Regions from separate parts of the Homo sapiens genome. Here region 1 is linked to region 2. A link is a loop called in an ENCODE intact Hi-C map of the cell type or tissue named here. Cell type or tissue: PC-9. All regions are shown on one strand. Links, peaks and the distances in the headings refer to the core of each region. The heading gives the core; the rest is flanking DNA. Region 1 overlaps RNF207 (ring finger protein 207). Region 2 overlaps LOC107984913 (a long non-coding RNA gene).

The links. Hi-C counts contacts between places; a loop is a spot of excess contacts. Peaks named below come from ENCODE experiments on the same cell type or tissue, not always from the same donor. Only the 100,000 strongest peaks of a DNase experiment are listed, where the experiment ranks them.
Region 1: a loop joins it to region 2, with 5 times the contacts of the local background. A loop is called at or near these places in 3 of 110 quality-filtered maps.

What each region holds. Positions count from the first base shown.
Region 1 is chr1:6,218,779-6,221,657 of GRCh38, forward strand. It overlaps RNF207 (ring finger protein 207), which reads left to right. Exons shown (of 18, transcript NM_207396.3): 18 at 458-2,521. The coding sequence ends at 629. It overlaps ICMT (isoprenylcysteine carboxyl methyltransferase), which reads right to left. Exons shown (of 5, transcript NM_012405.4): 5 at 2,415-2,879. Among named protein-coding and RNA genes, the nearest start is that of RNF207, 14 kb to the left of the region's middle. RefSeq lists silencers at 57-257, 688-873. In PC-9, for the core only: no CTCF peak of the experiment used is centred there; DNase peaks (open chromatin) are centred at 1,043 and 1,683; H3K27ac peaks cover 2,500 bases.
Region 2 is chr1:6,608,404-6,611,313 of GRCh38, forward strand. All of the region lies in intron 1 of LOC107984913 (a long non-coding RNA gene), which reads right to left. Among named protein-coding and RNA genes, the nearest start is that of PHF13, 3.9 kb to the right of the region's middle. In PC-9, for the core only: CTCF peaks have their summits at 1,336 and 1,562; no DNase peak of the experiment used is centred there.

The DNA of each region.
Region 1 (2,879 bases), core at 380-2,879, 390 kb before region 2:
TCACAGGCTGATCTTTGTGTATTTTGCTTTCAGGAAAACATAGTCACAGGGCAGAGGACAGCACTGTAGAATGAGAACCAGAAGAGCCTAGGGGTGTGCAGAGGGTTGCTGAAGTGGCCAGAGTCACAGCGCGGCTGGTGACAGAGCAGAGTCTGGCCCCAGCCTCCCCTGCACAGCCGCCATTTATTAGCTCAGATGCTTCCAAATTCAAAATGCAGTGTCACCAGAAACCGCTGACACAGGCTGATGGTTCAGCAACTCACAGCCATCCCCTGGGGATGGGCTCCTACTCAGAAGTAGACAAGGTCCTTTTGGAGACAGAGCCTTCCTGGTTCTCACTCACTGAGGCCTTCCAGGAAGACGTTCCATTCTGAGTGCTTTGGCCCAAGTGGATTTTAGTGCAGGGATATGGTGAAATGGGGGAGCGGGCTGGGCTTACATGAGGCTGTCCCTTTAGGAATAATCCAGGAAGTGTCCCGGAAAAGAGAGAGAAGACATCAGAGCCTAAAGGAAACAGCTGGGCTCCGAACGGCCTCTCAGAAGAGCCTCTACTGAAAAATATGGATCATCACAGATCCAAACAGAAAAATGGGGGCGATGTCCCCACATGGAGGGAACACCCGACTTAGCAAATGGGACCGGTCCCCAGGGTCAGGCTCTTAGAGCAGGCACAAGACTGGGACACTGGACAGAAGGTTGTTCCCATGATGGTTTTTTTTATTTTTTATTTTTGAGATGGAGTTTCGCTCTGTTGCCCAGGCTGGAGTGTAATGGTGCAATCTCGGCTCACTGCAACCTCTGCCTCCTGGGTTCAAGCGATTCTCCTGCCTCAGCCTCCCGAGTAGCTGGGATTACAGGCGCCTGACACCACGCCCCGCTAATTTTTTGTATTTTTAGTAGAGATGGGGTTTCACCATGTTGGCCAGGCTGGTCTCAAACGCCAGACCTCAGGTGATCCACCTGCCTCAGCCTCCCAAAGTGCTGAGATTACAGGGGTGAGTCACCGCGCCTGGCCAATGTTGTTGTTGTTTTTAAGACAGAATTTCACTCTTTGTTGCCCAGGCTGGAGTGCAATGGCGCAATCTCTGGCTCACCGCAACCTCCGCCTCCCAGGTTCAAGCGATTCTCCTACCTCAGCCCCCAGAGTAGCTGGGATTACAGGCATGTACCATCACACCCGGCTAATTTTTTGTATTTTAAGTAGAGAGGGGGTTTCTCCATGTTGGTCAGGCTGGCCTCGAACTCCCAACCTCAGGTGATCCGCCCACCTCGGCCTCCCAAAATGCTGGGATTACAGGGGTAAGCCACTGTGCCCGGCCGGTTATTTCTTTAAAAGGTAATCATTTGTCAAGAGTAAAACCCAGAAGCTCTGACAGGCCATAATTTCAGATCCTTTGGCTTGGGCAGTTTTGATTTTCCCCGTGTTTGCATGGCATGAAGTCTTCGTCCTTGTCACAGTAGCTTGGGATGACTCCCAGTCCACATGGAAAACATCAGGGAGTGACAATCCAGCAAGAAATCCCTCGCTAGTTCCACACCTACGCACCGAGCGTCGGTGTGCCAGGCCCTGTGCTGGGCAGAGTGTGGTATGTCAGGGTGTGCCGGTTTTAGGTAACAAGACTCCACCACTGAGTGGCACCTGCCCTATTGCAAAGGAATCCAGTTCCTCCGGAATAACAGTCCCACTGTTAACCTGGTGCTACTGGGAAGTTCCACACAGTAATCTGAGCAGTGACTCATGGAAGGATGAGGAACGTTTGCTCCAGCTTCTCTCCCTTTCCAGCAAGGGCAGAGCTCCTAAAGCCAGGGGTTAGCACCTGGCCAGCTTATGTGGCAGATGGTCTCAGTTACAACTTCGCTGCTTTCCCAAACTCCTGCAGCCCTCCTGAGTCCGACTTCCGTTGATAGCAAGGCACTGGGTGGCAGCAACCTTTTTTCTAGTAGTTTTTTCCCAGCAGTTTTCCATTTCTCCACAGTATCCTTTTCATTTAGAGGAGCTTAATAAATGCTTTTTAAAAAGTAACCCACGTGACGTAAAATTTTACAAGTTTTTGTGGCAAAATGATGCCCAGATAGTCACATTTAAGCAAATATTCAGCTTGATTCAGTGATTAACAGCAAATGGGTCTACGTGCTAACATGGCAGCACATTCAACACATAACACATCACTCACATTGACGTCCACTGTCCCTGCACCTGCTACTTCAGGGGCACTGAGGCTCCTGTTCCAAGGCCTTACAAACCTATGTGGTGGCCTGCAGGGCAAAAGGAATTATCATTACAACTGGTTAGAGGTAGGAATTCAGAAAGAAATTGAGGAGGCCAAACACACGTCGTTTGAGGCTAAAGGCTTAAGACGCTTCTTACCCAAGAGTGACCTCAGAGTTTCACATCCCAGACAATCACACTGTGGTTGAGTGAAATCAAGTGCAGTTTTATTTAAGAACTGGAAAGAATAATCAGTATCTGTGAAAGAAAATCCAATTTAGAATATTTAAATAAACATTTATGTAAAAAGAAGAGTAGAATAATTACTCCGTTCAGTTCCTCTCCTTGCAATGGGATAGGCTGCCTCTGCTGCAGATGGCTGGGTCTTCCAAACCCATGACAAGTGCCACGGCCTCTGCAGCAGTGGCCCAGAGAGTAGGCACTTCCCAGCATGACAGAGAGGCCGAGGCCTTCTAACCTTGCCAAACCACTACAAAAGCAAACTAGGGTGGGCAAGCCCAACTACCTAAGGCAGGAAGAAAGTGCAGTGAAGGGACAGTGGTGTGCTGTGCGTATCGTGGGGGTACTCCTAAGCAGCTAGCTGTTGGCGAGATCTTACAAAGCCTGATCGGCTAACGCAGCTTCCTGGTTTAGGAACATTTTCCCCGGT
Region 2 (2,910 bases), core at 259-2,758:
TCCCAGCTAGTCGGGAGGCTGAGGCAGGACAATGGCATGAACCCAGAAGGCGGAGCTTGCAGTGAGCCGAGATCGTGCCACTGCACTCCAGCCTGGGCGACACAGCAAGACTCCGCCTCAAAAAAACAAAAAACAAAAACAAAAAACAAAATAAGCTGGATATGCTGGTGCATGCCTGTAGTCCCAGCTACTAGGAAGGCTGAGGCAGGGGGATCACCTGAGCCCAGGAGGCCTAGGGTGCAGTGACTATAGTGAGCCGTGTTCGAACCACTGCACTCCGGGCTAAAAAAAAAAAAAAAAAAAAAGGCTGGGCGCAGTGGCTCAGGCCTGTAATCCCAGCACTTTGGGAGGCCGAGGCAGTCAGATCACCTGAGGTCAGGAGTTTGAGACTAGCCTGGCCAACATGGTGAAACTCTGTCTCTACTAAAAATATAAAAAATTAGGCTGGGTGCCGTGGCTCACACCTGTAATCCCAGCACTTTGGGAGGCCAAAATGGGCAGATCACAAGGTCAGAAGATGGAGACCATCTTGGCCAACATGGTGAAACCCTGTCTCTACTAAAATACAAAAAATTAGTTGGGCGTGGTGGCGTGCGCCTCTAGTCCCAGCTACTCGGGAGGCTGAGACAGCGGAATTGATTGAACGGGGGTGGCAGAGGTTGCAGTGAGCCGAGATCACCCTACTGCACTCCAGCCTGGCGACAGAGCAAGACTCCGTCTCAAAAAAAAAAAAAAAATTAAAAAATAAATAAATAAATAAATAAAAAATAAATAAATAAAAATTTACCGGGCGCGGTGGCACGCGCCTGTAATCCCAGCTACTTGGGAGGCTGAGGCAGGAGAATCTCTAGAACCCGGGAAGCAGAGGTTTCAGTGAGCCCAGATCGCGCCACTGCACTCAAGCCTGGGTGACAGAGCAAGACTCCGTCTCAGAAAAACAAAAACAAAAACTATTAAGCTGAACAAAAAGCTGAAACATTTGAAAAGCAAACCTTTGGTTATGCTCACACCTGCACTAAAGCACAGAGCTAAAATGGGAGACAGAAAGCTTTCTTGTATGTTCCCTCAAGTGGATGCAGTGTAGCTGCTGAGATTTAGGAAGGTGAAGCTATATTTGGTAACTCAATTAAAATAACCACATTCTCAAGTTACTTACCGGGAAACCATGGTATTCTTAGTATTTTTAACTTGTTGCAACCTGTGCTAACGTTGGCTTTTTTCCTCCTCTCCTAAGTAACTATAATCATCTGAGAATTAGTATTCAGCAGTTGGTATAATTAGTTTGTTTTTTGTTTTTAGCAGAAAACAAAGAATCATAGACTCCAAGGATCTGGCTACTGTGGTGAATGTTCTTGAACTAATCAAGGAATTTCAGATTCGCCCCCTGCAGCCCAGGAGTAGTACAATACACCTATGAAAAAAACGGGAGATACTGAACAAACCTAATCCTGTCACAGAAAATCAACTGTGTTTTTTGAGACGGAGTCTGACTCTGTCGCCAGGCTGCAGTGCAGTGGCATGATCTCCGCTCACTGCAACCTCTGCCTTCCGGGTTCACGCCATTCTCCTGCCTCAGCCTCCGGAGTAGCTGGGACTACAGATGCGTGCCACCACACCCAGATAATTTTTGTATTTTTAGTACAGACAGGGTTTCAACATGTTGGACAGGATGGTCTTGATCTCTTGACCTCGTGATTCGCCCGCCTCGGCCTCCCAAAGTGCTGGGATTACAGGCGTGAGAAAATCAACTTTATTACTCCACAGCTACATATTATGAGATCGTTTGGGTCAACTACAAGTGGTATAGTCCTTTTTCTGAATTTAGGGAAAGGATGCTAAACATTAATGTCTAAATTTCCTCCAAAGGGCTGTATTTCTAAGGGAAATGGAAAGACAAAAGAGGTCCTTTTTCTTGAAGTTTTCTCTTTCACTGGAGTAGCAGGAAGGTACAGGTCATATCTATGTACTAAAAATTACTGTTTACTAAAAACATATTCAATAAATATCTGGGTGCGGTGGCTTATGCCTGTAATCCCAGCACTTTGGGAGGCTGAGACAGGCAGATCACATGAGGCCAAGAGTTCAAGACCAGCCTGTCCAACATGGTGAAACCCCGTCTCTACTAAAAATACAAAAAATTAGCCGGGTGTTGTGGCGCATGCCTGTAATCCCAGCTCTCAGGAGGCTGAGGCAGGAGAATCGCTTGAACCCGGGAGATAGAGGTTGTGGTGAACCAGGATCACACCACTGTACTCCAGCAGGGGCAACAAGAGTGAAACTGTCTCAAAAAAGAAAGAAGAATAAACTCTCAAATTGGAAATGAAGGACCTACTCAGAATAATGGACTTGTTGACAAAACTGAGCTTAGAATTCACAGGCCTATATTGGACTACTTGGTTACATCAAGGAAGGAAAATCCCAAACATGGATTGAGTCAGGGGACAGATTTTCAGACTCAAGTGATAACTTTTGCTCAGAGTGGGTATTCACTCCAGGCAGGCAAGATAGCTCAGGACTGTAAACTCTACAATTTGGGAGGCCTGGGTGGGAGGATCCCTTGAGCCCAGGAGTTCCAGAACAGCCTTGGCAACATACGGAGACCCTGTCTTAAAAAAAAAAAAATTAGGCCTGGCATGGTGGCTCACGCCTGTTAATCCCAGCACTTTGGGGGAGGCTGAGGCGGGTGGCCATTCTTTCTTTTTTTGAGATGGAGTTTCGCTCTTGTTGCCCAGGCTGGAGTGCAATGGCGTGATCTCGGCTCACTGCAACCTCCACCTCCCTGACCCATGTCGGTCAGGCTGGTCTCGAACTCCTGACCTCAGGTGATCTGCCTGCCTCGGCCTCCCAAAGTGCTAGGATTACAGGTGTGAGCCACCGTGCCTGGCCCGATAATTTCTTAATATGTGTGTG